Regions from separate parts of the Homo sapiens genome. Here region 2 is linked to region 1. A link is a loop called in an ENCODE intact Hi-C map of the cell type or tissue named here. Cell type or tissue: heart right ventricle. All regions are shown on one strand. Each heading gives the region's core, and the rest is flanking DNA. Links, peaks and the distances in the headings are about the cores only. Region 1 overlaps P2RX6 (purinergic receptor P2X 6). Region 2 overlaps CRKL (CRK like proto-oncogene, adaptor protein).

Region 1 (7,347 bases), core at 2,120-4,619:
CTGGTTGGAGCCAGGCATGGTAGCTGGAGCCTGTAGTCCCAGCTACTTGGGAGGCTGAGGCAGGAGGACCTCTTGAGTCCAGGAGTTAGAGGTTGCAGTGAGCACTGATCACAACACTACACTCCAGCCTGGGTGACGAAGTGTAATCCTGTCTCTAAATACACACATACACATGCACACACACACACAAATTTTGGTTGAGACAAGAGACTTGTCTCAAGAGATGGACATGGGCACAAGGCTTCCTGGTCTCAAAAATGGCCAGAACCACTGCCAGCCTCCCATCTCTGCTTCAGTCTGCCTTACAGGGGGACAGGGTTAATGACTTGATGGGGCCAACATCCCTTCCCTCATAAACCAGGCTGCCGGCTTCCGGCCTTTCCAGTCAACACGAGCCCAGCCAGGCCAACCTTGAGACTTGCCTCCTAGGGAGAGAACGTGTTCTTCTTGGTGACCAACTTCCTTGTGACGCCAGCCCAAGTTCAGGGCAGATGCCCAGAGGTGAGTTTACCCAGGATCCTCCCAGCGGGTCCCTTGTTCCTCCATCAGCCCCAGGGGGCCACCCGTGTTTCCCTTTCCCCTTCCCAGGTGGCTGAAGGCTCAGCCTGTGCTCGGTGTCCCCCAGGCACTGGGCTACATCTTTTCCTGAATCATTATGTTCAGTCTTCACATATCCCCTGCCTGGTAGGAAGTCCTGTGATCCCCATTTCAGAGGAGAAGACTGAGGCTCAGTGAGGTTGAGTCACTTTCTTAAGGCCTCCAGGCCTGTGGGTGACAGGACCCCGAGCTCTGGGCAGCAGCAGTTCCCATGAGGTGTCCAGGCCCTCCCATCCTGGTCCTGCCTCTGGGTACTCTCCAGGTTGGTAGTGTGACACCCAGAGCTGCGCACATGCTCAGGGAGGTTCTAATAGCAAGAGCCAAGCTGGAATATCACCTCCCCTTGTCTGTGCCCAGCCTCTATTAATATGTCCTGAGGCAGCTTTCATCTTTGTGGGCCAACACAGCACACTCTTGCTCATGGTGAATTCAGGATTGCTTATGATTTCTGGATAGTTTTTTTTGTTTTATTTTTGAGACGGAGTTTCACTCTGTCACCCACGCTGGAGTGCAGTGGCAGATATCAGCTCACTGCAAGCTCTGCCTCTCAGGTTCACGCCATTCTCCTGCCTCAGCCTCCGGAGTAGCTGGTACTACAGGCGCCTGCCACCACGCCCAGCTAATTTTTTTTTTTTTTTGTATTTTTAGTGGAGACGGGGTTTCACGGTGTTAGCCAGGATGGTCTCCATCTCCTGACCTCATGATCCACCTGCCTCGGCCTCCCAAAGTGCTGGGATTACAGGCGTGAGCCACCACGCCCGGCCTGATTTCTGGATAGTTTTTACATCAACCGTGGTCAAGCCAGAGTCCCCCACCTTGTTCTTCTTCATTTCTGATCCAGAAATGCTGATTCTCCCCCTGACATTTCACCTTTTCCCCTTGCCTGGGGATGTCCCTGGGATCCTGCATCTGTCACAGAGCATGCTCATTCTCTCCAGCTGTGAATTTTGTTTGAACTATTGGGACTCAGGACATAGTCCTGAAAGTTTACCTCCACAGTGACATCTTTAGGCAAGTCCAACATTTACGTGCCTCCTGGGCTGGAGGGTCGTTGTGCAGACAGCTGTCCCCTGAGCCCTGGTGGCTGGTCCTAGCACAGTTGCTGGAGACATCCCATGTCCGTAGTTGGAAATATGCACAAAGGATTGCTTACTCTTTTTGTTTGTTTGTTTTTTTGAGATGGAGTCTTGCTCTTGTCCCCAAGGCTGGAGTTCAATGGCACGATCTCGGCTCACTGCAACCTCCGCCTCCTGGGTTCAAGCAGTTCTCCTGCTCACCCCCTGAGTAGCTGGGATTACAGGTGCCCGCCACTGTGCCCAGCTAATTTTTGTATTTTAAGTAGAGACGGGGTTTCACCATGTTGGCCAGGCTGGTCTCGAACTCCTGGCCTCAGGTGACCCACCAGCCTCGGCCTCTCAAAGTGCTGGGATTACAGGCGTGAGCCTGCCGAGAGCTTGGTCGGGGAGACCTGAACCCAGCGGTGCTAAAGGAATTAAAGACAAACACACATAAATATAGAGGTGTGGAGTGGGAAATCAGGGGTATCACAGCCTTCAGAGCTGACAGCCTCGAACAGATTTACCCACATATTTATTGACAGCAAGCCAGTGATAAGCATTGTTTCTATAGATTATAGATTAACTAAAAGTATTCCTTATGGGAAACAAAGGGATGGGCTCTGGTTGGTTAGCTGCAGCAGGAGCATGTCCTTAAATCACAGATCGCTCATGCTATTGTTTGTGGTTTAAGAACGCCTTTAAGCGGTTTTCCGCCCTGGGTGGGCCAGGTTTTCCTTGCCCTCATTCCGGTAAACCCACAAACTTCCAGTGTGGGTGTCGTGGCTATCACAAACATGTCACAGTGCTGCAGAGATTTTGTTTATGGCCAGATTTTGGGGGCCTCTTCCCAACATGAGCCACTGTGCCTGGCAGGATGTGCTTACTCTTGGTGAACCCACACAATGTCCTTCTCTTTCTTAATGCTCAGATGTGCATTTAGTGTTCAGTTTGTAGACCGTTCTGAAATTTGGCTGGATCTGTGGGTCTGTGTTTTTCAGAATCTGTGCAATTCCTCTTTGTCTGCAACCACACTTCTGGCTCTTCCCATGAAACGTCAGGGCTGGGTCGTAATTATCAGATCTGACAACCTGGCTTTCCCGGAAGACCAGAGTTCTGCCAGCTCCTCTAGGGATCCTGGTGCCTGATCCCTCCCTTACATGCACCATGCTCTTTATAGTGTCACCTCCCTCAGCAGACACCGCTGAGCCTCCCCGCTGGGCCAGGGGGCTAGCTAGGCTAAATTCACAAAACTCCATCTCCCATACTTCAAAGACCACCCACATGGACAGCCCAGCCCAGGTGGCAGGTCCTATGATGGGACAGAGGCTGTAGGTGGGGGACCTAGGGCTGCACTTGAGCAGAATCTTTTTTTTTTTTTTCTTTTTTTTTTTTTTGAGACAGAGTCTCGCTCTGTCACCCAGGCTGGAGTGCAGTGGCGTGATCTCGGCTCACTGCACACCTCCACCTCCTTGGTTCAAGCGATTCTCCTGCCTCAGCCTCCCAAGTAGGTGGGACTACAGGCACACACCACCACACTCGGCTAATTTTTGTATTTTTAATAGAGACAGGGTTTTGCTGTGTCGGCCAGGCTGGTCTCAAACTCCTGACCTCAGGTAATCCGCCCACCTTGGCTTCTCAAAGTGTTGGGATTACAGGTGTGCCAGGCCAAGCAGAATCTTAAAAAAAGGTGGGGAGAAGCTGGTGAGCAGGTGGATTTGGTTGAAGCAGGATGTCGACACAGAGGGGGCTTGGTGGGTAAAGGCCCTGAGCTGTGTGAGGTGAGGTGCCTTTAGGGCTACCTGCCACTGGGTGGAGCTGAAGTGAAGATTTGGACTGGGGTGGGAAGAAGGTAGTTCAGGATTTCAGGGGCCCCTGTAAGCCCCACTAAGGAGCTAAACTGTTTTTGTTTGTTTGTTTTCTTTTTCTCTTTTCTTTTTTTTCCTGTAGCAATGAGGTCTTGCTTTGTTGCCCAGGCTGGTCTCGAACTCCTGAGCTCAGGCAATCCGCCTACTTTGGACTCTCAAAGTGCTAGGATTACAGGCGTGAGCCACTGTGCCTGGCAGGAGCTAAACTTGATTAGAGGAACAGAAGAGAGCCACACGTGGGCTCAGAGGCAGGGTGCTCAGTTTCCTGCACATTGGGATGCACCACTTGGGCTGCTGGGCATAGGTGGATGAGGGTATGGGAAGACGTGGGGGCCCCACTGGTGGTCACTGTGGGGTCTAGTTGGAGGAGACGGTAGCCCAGCTGGGGTGAAGAGGAGAGGCAGACACAGGACATAGGTAGGGACAAAGAAGCAGAGCATGTGGCTCTGCTCCGACCTCCACCCAATCACGACGGCCCTGTCTTTCAGAAAGTCCCACCGCCTCATTCTGGCTTCTCAGAGGCCCTCAGCCTTCCTTGCGCCCCTGGTGCTGGTGTTCTTCCTGCTGCCCCTGAGCTGAGTGCCCTGGGCAGCAGTGTCCATCCTCAGTTGGGGCAGGACCATGCCTGGGAGAGTGCCCGATGCTCAAGGGTGCCTTCGTCTCTGGGGTCTGGGACCCCAGAAAGCTCACCTGTCCTCCCCTTCTGCCAGAGCCCCATAGTCCTATGCCTCTGTGCAGGCATTAATGTCCCCAGGTTACAGAAGAGCGAGCAGGAAGGAGTAGCCTGTGGTCCCTCAGCAAGGGTGTGGGGTCCTGCTTCAATACCCAAGCCCCTGACTCTAGGGCCCTGATCTTTGTCAGCTATGTCCCCATGCCGGGCATCAAAAACTCACCCTCCCAAGGTATCTTCACCTTCCCTGATCTGTCATCCAAATTGGACCAGAGGAGCTAGACCTGGAAGAATCACTTCCGCATCCACCAGGGACAGAACTGTCAGGAGGGAAGGGGCAGGGTGCGTTGTCTCACGCCTGTAATCCCAGCACTCTGGGAGGCTGAGACAGAAGGATTGCTTGAGGCCAGGAGTTAAAAACCAGCCTGGTCAACATAGCAAGACTCCATCTCTACAAAAAAAAAATATTAAAAAATCAGCCAGGCACAGTGGTGTGTGTCTGTAGTCCCAGCTACTGGGAATACTGAGGTGAGAGGATTGCTTAAGCCCGGGAGGGCGAGGCTGTAGTGAGCCATGATCATACCACTGCACTAGAGCCTGGACAACAGAGTGAGACCGAATCACTAAAAATAAATTTTTTGAAAAAGGAGGAAAGGGGTCTCCCTTTGTCTTTGAAATACAGTACTGTACCTTCATCTGGCCAGGGCATTGCTCCGCTCCCTCCTCTGACCACCTCCTTTTATTTGCACCCTCCAGCTTTCCTGTGTGGCCCCACACTCAGGGTACTCTGGCGGCGGGGTGGTGAGGTTGTTTAAGGTGGGAAGGGGGCCTGTCCTTCCCACCTTGAACCTCCCTGCCTTTGAGACTGGGCTGTGGAGGGGAGACATCCCCTGTGCCATTGGTGACTGCTCTCTCTCCCACCTCAGCACCCGTCCGTCCCACTGGCTAACTGCTGGGTCGACGAGGACTGCCCCGAAGGGGAGGGAGGCACACACAGCCACGGTAACTGTGGGCTCTGTCTTCCAGTGCCCCCAGCAGGGTGGGGGCCGGGCTGGGATCCTGGGTGGCTCCTGAGTGCAGGCCCTGCTCGCCTCTGTCCCTGCATCTCTCTTTCTGCCAACAACCCCCTGGCTGAAGGCCTCCCCAGGCCTGCAGAGATTTGAAGGTCTGGAGTTCATCTTTTGTTTTCTAGGTGTAAAAACAGGCCAGTGTGTGGTGTTCAATGGGACCCACAGGACCTGTGAGATCTGGAGTTGGTGCCCCGTGGAGAGTGGCGTTGTGCCCTCGTAAGTGTCCCCACAATCCCCTACCCCAACTGGCGCAGGGCCCCAGGCCTGGCAGAGGCTGTCACCTCCCTTCCACCTGCAGGAGGCCCCTGCTGGCCCAGGCCCAGAACTTCACACTGTTCATCAAAAACACAGTCACCTTCAGCAAGTTCAACTTCTCTAAGTAAGCAGAGTGGGTCTCATCTGCCCCAAGACCCTCCTTGTCCCCTACCTCATCTGACCTTTCCCACTCCTCCCAGGTCCAATGCCTTGGAGACCTGGGACCCCACCTATTTTAAGCACTGCCGCTATGAACCACAATTCAGCCCCTACTGTCCCGTGTTCCGCATTGGGGACCTCGTGGCCAAGGCTGGAGGGACCTTCGAGGACCTGGCGTTGCTGGTGGGTCCCAAGTTGGGGGCAGGGTTCCTAGAGGGCTCTGGGAGAGGGTCCCGGGCCCACCCACCGGTGGAAAAGCTATGTGCTATGTGCAGGGTGGCTCTGTAGGCATCAGAGTTCACTGGGATTGTGACCTGGACACCGGGGACTCTGGCTGCTGGCCTCACTACTCCTTCCAGCTGCAGGAGAAGAGCTACAACTTCAGGTGAGGCCCCACTGCTCCCAGTGCCCAGCTGCTGGGCCCATCGCCCTCTCACTGTGGCGGCCAGGACAGACCACACCCAGGCCCAGGCCTCTAGATATTCCACTACGTGTGCAAGGGGGTCCCAGGAGCAGGAGAGAGCTGTTCTCAACCCCACATCCTCCAGCACAGGCTCCGTCCTGCTGCCCCAAGTCCTGAGCCCTCCACCCCATCTGTCCCAGGCCCCTGCCCAGCTCAGGCTCCTCACTGCCAGCCCTTCCTCCACCCCACCTCGCTTCTAGTATCTCCCCTCCACAGCAATGGGGTGTTTCATTTTTACTTTCCCCTTCTCCCCTTCAGCTTTGTTTTTTTTTTTTTTAAGACAGAATCTCATTCTGTCACCCAGGCTGGAGTGCAGTGGCCCGACCTCGGCTCACTGTAACCTCTGCTTCCTGGGTTCAACCGATTCTCCTTCCTCAGCCTCCTGAGTAGCTGGAATTACAGGTGCTCGCCACTACTCCCAGCTAATTTTTATATTTTGGTAGATAGAGATGGGTTTTCACAATGTTGGCCAGGCTGGTCTCAAACCCCTGACCTCAGGTGATCCACCCACCTCAGCCTCCCGAAGGGCTAGGATTACAGACGTAAACCACCATGTCTGGCCTCCCTTCCGCTTTTACCTAAACTTTTTTTTTTTTTTTGAGATGGAGTCTCACTCTGTCGCCCAGGCTGGAGTACAGTGGCGGGATCTCAGCTCACTGCAAGTTCCGCTTCCCGTGTTCACGCCATTCTCCTGCCTCAGCCTCCCAAGTAGCTGGGACTACGGGTGCACGCCTCCACGCCCGGCTAATTTTTGCATTTTTAGTAGAGACAGGGTTTCACCATGTTGGCCAGGATGGTCTCGATCTCTTGACCTCGTGATCCACCTGCCTCAGCCTCCCATAGTGCTGGGATTACAGGCGTGAGCCACCACGCCCGACCTTTTTTTTTGAAACGGAGTTTTCACTTTCTTGTAGTCCAGGCTGGAATGCAATGGCGTGGTCTTGGCTCACTGCAACCTCTGCCTCCTGGGTTCAGGTGATTTTCCAGCCTCTGCCTCCAGAGTAGCTGGGATGACAGGTGTGCACCACCACACCCAACTAATTTTTGTATTTTTAGTAGAGATGGTGTTTTGCCATGTTGGCCAGGCTGGTCTCGAACTTCTGACCTCAGGTGATCTGCCCACTTCAGCCTCCCAAAGTGCTGGGATTACAGGCATGAGCCACCAAGCCTGTTTTTTTTGTGTTTTTTTTTTTTTTTTTTTTAGATGAAG
Region 2 (5,480 bases), core at 2,924-5,423, 76 kb before region 1:
GATTGTCTTTGCCCCATTTCAAAACCTGTAGTAATTTGGATTACATCTGGTCTCTGTGTCTTTTGAATTGGCCTTCCCAAGGGCCCATGGTACAACTTCCTTTACTGACTGACCTGGAATTATCAGATTCCCACTTTACCAATTGGTTTTGCTTCATTGCTTAGAATTAAATTTGTATTAGCATTTTCTTCATTGCTGCATCTGCTTGCTGAGGTGAAGTAATCTGCAAAGTAAGTTTAGGTTTCATTAATACTGATTGGACTTTGTATTGGACTCATGATGAATCCCTAAGAGATCATCATGAGTTCCTCCTGCTGGGTGGCCTGCAGTGCTCTTGGGGCTGTATGTGTTCATCATGAAGCATCTGACTCAGCCCTGGGGGTCCATGTGGCAAGCTTACAGGCTCCCAGTGTAATGGGGCTTCTGTCCCTCACCTCACGTCACATTCTAGCAACGTGAAGCCTTCTTACCAAGGCTTCCCAGAAAGGCCCACAAGTTAGCATTCACCTTAAGCAAGAATCTCAGGTGTGTCCTTCCCATGCCGTGGTGGTGTGTGGATGTCTGGTGCCCGAGGAATCATTTCCACTTGCCTCCTTGGACCTTTCATCAGGACTGACCAGGATCCTCCTCCACCCTTCTGTCTTTGACATTGTGTCAGTTGTCCTTCACAGCATCTCAGCTTTATTTCTTTAGTACCAAAAGTGCTTTTTTTCCTTGACTATAATACCATGCAAATGTAGGAATCTTTAGAAAGTCCTTTAGAATATTCTCGTATTTAAAAATATATACATATGTGTGTTTGTGTATGTGTATATATATATATATTTTATGTGTGTGTGTGTGTGTGTGTGTGTGTGTGTGTGTGTGTGTATATATATATTTTTTTTTTTTTTTTTTTTTTTTGAGATAGAGTCTTGCTCTGTCACCCAGGCTGGAGTGCAGTGGCATGATATCAGCTCACTGCAACCTCTGCCTCCCGGGTTCAAGCAGTTCTCTGCCTCAGCCTCCCGAGTAGCTGGGATTACAGGTGCCCGCCACCAGGCCGGGCTAGTTTTTGTATTTCTAGTAGAGATGGGGTTTCACCACCTTGGCTAGGCTGCTCTTGAACTCCTGACAACGTGAGCCACTGCACCCGGCCCAGAAAAAAATATTTTTAAAAGGTTTTTGTTCCTCTTTCCTAATGTGTAAATTAAGTCAGAATGCCATGGAATTGGGGCCCTGGTGTGGTTCAGGCAGGGCCTGTCCCATCCTGGTCATTAGGCTGACCTCTGTTTTCTGTGATAGCTGTTCTCTGGTGATAGCTGTTGAGTAAGAAGAACCATCAGCTAGGGGTTCACAGAGAGAAGTTTATTCTCATGACTGCTCCCACACTAAGAGCTTGAGGTTTATATAGTTTGCCAACTATCTACCTTCTGTCTATGAATTTACCTATTCTACCTACCTGATATAAGTAAAATGATACAATATTTGTCCTTTGGGTCTGAATTATTTCATTGGGTACAATGTTTTCAGAGTTCATCCAGATTGTAGCATATATCAAAACTTCATTTCTTGTCCCAGCATGGGGTGACTCACACCTGTAATCCCAGTGCTTTGAAAGGCCAAGGTGGGAAGATCACTTGAGGCAAGGAGTTTGAGACCAGCCTGGGCAACATAGTGAGACTCCATCTGTACAGGAAATTATGATAAAGACTTCATTCCTTTAGGGCTGAATAATATTCCATTGTTATGTATATATCACGTTTTGTTAATCCATTTATCTCTTGATGGATACTTGAGTTGTTTTCGTTATTTTGGCTATGGTGAATAATGCTGCAGTGGACATTGACACACAAATGTTTGAGTCCTTGCTTTCAGTTATTTTGGTTATATATCTCAGAGTGGATTTCTGGGTCAAATGGGTAATTCTGTGTTTAGCTTTTTTTTTTTGAAACGGAGTTTTGCTCTGTTGCCCAGGCTGGAGTGCAGTGGCACCATCTCGGCTCACTGCAACCTCCATCTCCTGGGTTCAAGCGATTTCTCCTGCCTCAGCCTCCTGAGTAGCTGGGATTATAGGCACGTGCCACCACACCTGGCTAATTTTTGTATTTTTTAGTAGAGACAGGGTTTTGCCATGTTAGCCAGGCTTTGAACTCCTGACCTCAACTGATCGCTCACCTCAGCCTCCCAAAGTGCTGGGATTATAGGCATGAGCCTCCTATGTTTAGCTTTTTGAGGAACTGTCAAACTATTTTCCATAGCAGCTGTACCATATTCCATTCCAACCAGCAGTATATAAGGGCTCCCTTCTTCACCGCCAAAAAAAAATTCTTCCACATCCTCATCAACACTTGTTATTTTCCATATTTTTTATTATAGCCATCCTAGTAGGTGTGAAGTGGTATGTCATTGTGGTTTTGATTTGCATGTTCCTAGTGACTGATGTTGAGCATCTTTTCATATTGGCTTTTGGCAAATCTTTGGATAAATATTTTCAAGTTCTTTGCCCATTTTTTAATTGGGTTATTTGAGCGTTTTTGTTTTTTATTTTGTTTTATATTTTTTGAGACAGAGTCTCACTCTGTCGCCCTGGCTGGAGTACAATGGCACTCACGATCTCGACTCACTGCAACTTCTGCCTTCCAGATTCAAGCAATTCTCCTGCCTCAGCCTCCCAAATAGCCAGGATTACAGGCACTCACCACCATACCCCGCTAATTTTTTGTATTTTTAGTAGAGATGGGGTTTTACCATGTTGGCCAGGCTCTTCTGGACTCCTAAAGTGAGGTGATCCACCTGCCTTGGCCTCCCAAAGTGCCAGGATTACAGGCGTGCGCCACCATGCCTGACCTTAGTTATTGTATTTAGGCTGTTGATCCATTTTAAATGACTTTTTGTGTATAGTGTGAGGTAAGGTTTCAGAGTCTTTCTTTTGCATGTGGAAATTGGTGCAGTTGTCCCAGCAAGGTTATTCTTTCCCTGTTGAATAGACTTGGCACCCTAGTCAAAAATCAGTTGGCCAAGCTGGGTGTGGTGGTGCACACCTGTAATCCCAGGTACCCTGGAGACTGAGGTGAGAAGATTGCTTGAGCCTAGGAGTTGAAGATCAGCCTGGGCTACATAGTGAGACTCCCACGTGTTAAAAAAAAATCACTTGATCATAAATGTGTGGGTTTATTTTTGACCTCTGAGTTCTATTCCATTGTTCTATATGTCTCTCCATATGCCAGCACCACACTGTTGATTACTATAGCTTTTTGTAGTAATTTTGAAGTCAAGGAAGTGTAAGTCCTCTAACTTTGATGCTTTTCAAGGTTGTTTTGGCTATTCAGGTTCCTCGCAATTCTATATGAATTTGAGGATTGGTTTTCCCATTGCTGCAAAAAAAAAGGCTGTTAGAATTTTGATAGGGATTGTGTTGTATTTGTAGATCACTTTGGGTAGTATTAGCTTTTTTTTTTTTTTTTTTTTTAATTTCTTTTATGAGGCAGGGTCTCACTATGTTGCCCAGACTGGTCTCAAACTCCTGGGCTCAAGTGATCCTCCTGTCTCAGCCTCCCAAAGTGCTGGCATTACAGGTGTGAGCCACTGCACCTAGCCAATATTAATATCTTAATCATAAGTCTTTCCATCCATTAACACAAATGTTTTTGCATTTATTTAGGTCTTTAATAATTTTTGGTATGCAAGTGTTTCACCATGGTTAAATTATTCTCGTTTTGTTTTGTTTTGTTTAGACAGAGTCTTGGCTTTGTCACCAGGCTGGAGTGCAGTGGTGCAATCTCGGCTCACTGCAACCTCCACCTCCCTGGTTCAAGCGATTCTCCTGCCTCAGCCTCCCAAGTAGCTGGGACTACAGACATGCGCCACCATGCCCAGCTAATTTTTGTATTTTTAGTAGAGATGGGGTTTCACTATGTTGGCCAGGATGGTCTCGATCTCTTGACCTCGTGATCCACCTGCCTCGGCCTCCCAAAGTGCTGGGATTACAGGCATGAGCCACCGCACAGCCTATTCTTGGATATTTTTATTTTAGATGCTATTGTAAATGGAATCACTTTTTTTTTTTTCTTCTTGGAGACAGAGCCTCACTCCCGCTCCATTGCCCAGGCTAGAGTGCAGTGGCACAATTCTTGTGCCTCAGCCTCCTGAGTAGCTGGGACTACAGGTGCCTGCCACCACGCCCAGCTAACTTTTTTTTGTATTTTAGTAGAATTGGGGTTTTACCATGTTGCCCAGCATGATCTTGGCGCCTCCCAAAGTGCTAGGATTCAGGCATGAGCTACCGTGCCCTGCCTGGAATTACTTTCTTTCTTTTTTTTTGGGATGGAGTTTCGCTCTATCACCCGGGCTGGAGTGCAGTGGTGTGATCTTGGCTCACTGCAAGCGCCACCTCCCGGGTGCACGCCATTCTCCTGACTCAGCCTCCCAAGTAGCTGGGACTACAGGCGCCTCCTACCACGCCCGGCTAATTTTTTGTATTTTTAGTAGAGACGGGGTTTCACGGTATTAGCCAGGATGGTCTCGATCTCCTGACCTCCTGATCTGCCTGCCTCGGCCTCCCAAAGTGCTGGGATTACAGGCATGAGCCACCGCACCCGGCTTGGAATTACTTTCTTAATTATTCATTACCAATATATAAGACGCAACTGATATCTATGTGTTGATCTCGTACCCTGCGACTTTGCTGAATTTGTATCTTTTCTTATATATATGATCGTGTCTTGACTTCCTCTTTTCCAAAAGCCCACATACTCTTGTACCACAGCATACTGGCCTGTGATACCTTTAGCCCCGCCCCCTACCTTTCCCAAATAAAATCTCTGTGTTAACCAGTAAACAGCCCTCTTGAATCAAGTTACTACTCTGAAGGATAGTGGTAATTTTAAGAAAGAGACCAAGTCTTCAGTATTAAAACCCTATTAGATAGCATTCAGTTGTGGGTTTGAGTGTATGAGATTACTTGACTGCTAGCCAGGGCACACAGACAGGGAGCCTAGCCCTCTTAAAGCCTCTATCTCTCTGGCTACTCTGATTCAGGTGCAGGTGCACAGAGAACACAGGGGCAGGCAGTGGACCCATGCAGCTCCGTGAGGGCCAGGGGTGTTTGTCTCCTTTGTGTCCTCTGTTGTATCTCTTCACGGCCTACACATAGATGTTCAATATTTGTTGAATGACTAGAGGAATAAAAGCCACAGAGAGCAGGATGATACCTGTCTGGTGATTATAGTACATGGGCTTTGTTTTGTTTTAGATATTTTGGGGGCTATAAGCCCCTTTGAGAATCCAGTGAAAGTTGTGCAGTCTTCAGAAAAACAGCATACATTCATGTATTTGCATACAACTTCGCAGGATGTTCTTTGATCACTGAGACCCATTCACATCACTCAAGTTAGAATTTATGATTCCAGTGTCACCAGTGTACTCCTGATCTTACTTTTATGTAACCTGAAAGCATACAATCTCAGCCTATCAGTACAGGGAGCGGAGACTGATTATGG

The links. Peaks named below come from ENCODE experiments on the same cell type or tissue, not always from the same donor. Only the 100,000 strongest peaks of a DNase experiment are listed, where the experiment ranks them.
Region 2: a loop joins it to region 1, with 2.5 times the contacts of the local background. A loop is called at or near these places in 1 of 110 quality-filtered maps.

The regions. Positions count from the first base shown.
Region 1 is chr22:21,017,560-21,024,906 of GRCh38, forward strand. P2RX6 (purinergic receptor P2X 6) reads left to right here. Exons shown (of 12, transcript NM_005446.5): 3 at 430-501; 4 at 5,117-5,192; 5 at 5,383-5,476; 6 at 5,559-5,639; 7 at 5,716-5,857; 8 at 5,950-6,059. Among named protein-coding and RNA genes, the nearest start is that of P2RX6, 6.1 kb to the left of the region's middle. In heart right ventricle, for the core only: a CTCF peak has its summit at 3,443 (motif pointing right); no DNase peak of the experiment used is centred there.
Region 2 is chr22:20,940,710-20,946,189 of GRCh38, forward strand. The region is part of intron 2 of CRKL (CRK like proto-oncogene, adaptor protein); the gene reads left to right. Among named protein-coding and RNA genes, the nearest start is that of LINC01637, 14 kb to the right of the region's middle. In heart right ventricle, for the core only: no CTCF peak of the experiment used is centred there; no DNase peak of the experiment used is centred there; H3K27ac peaks cover 565 bases.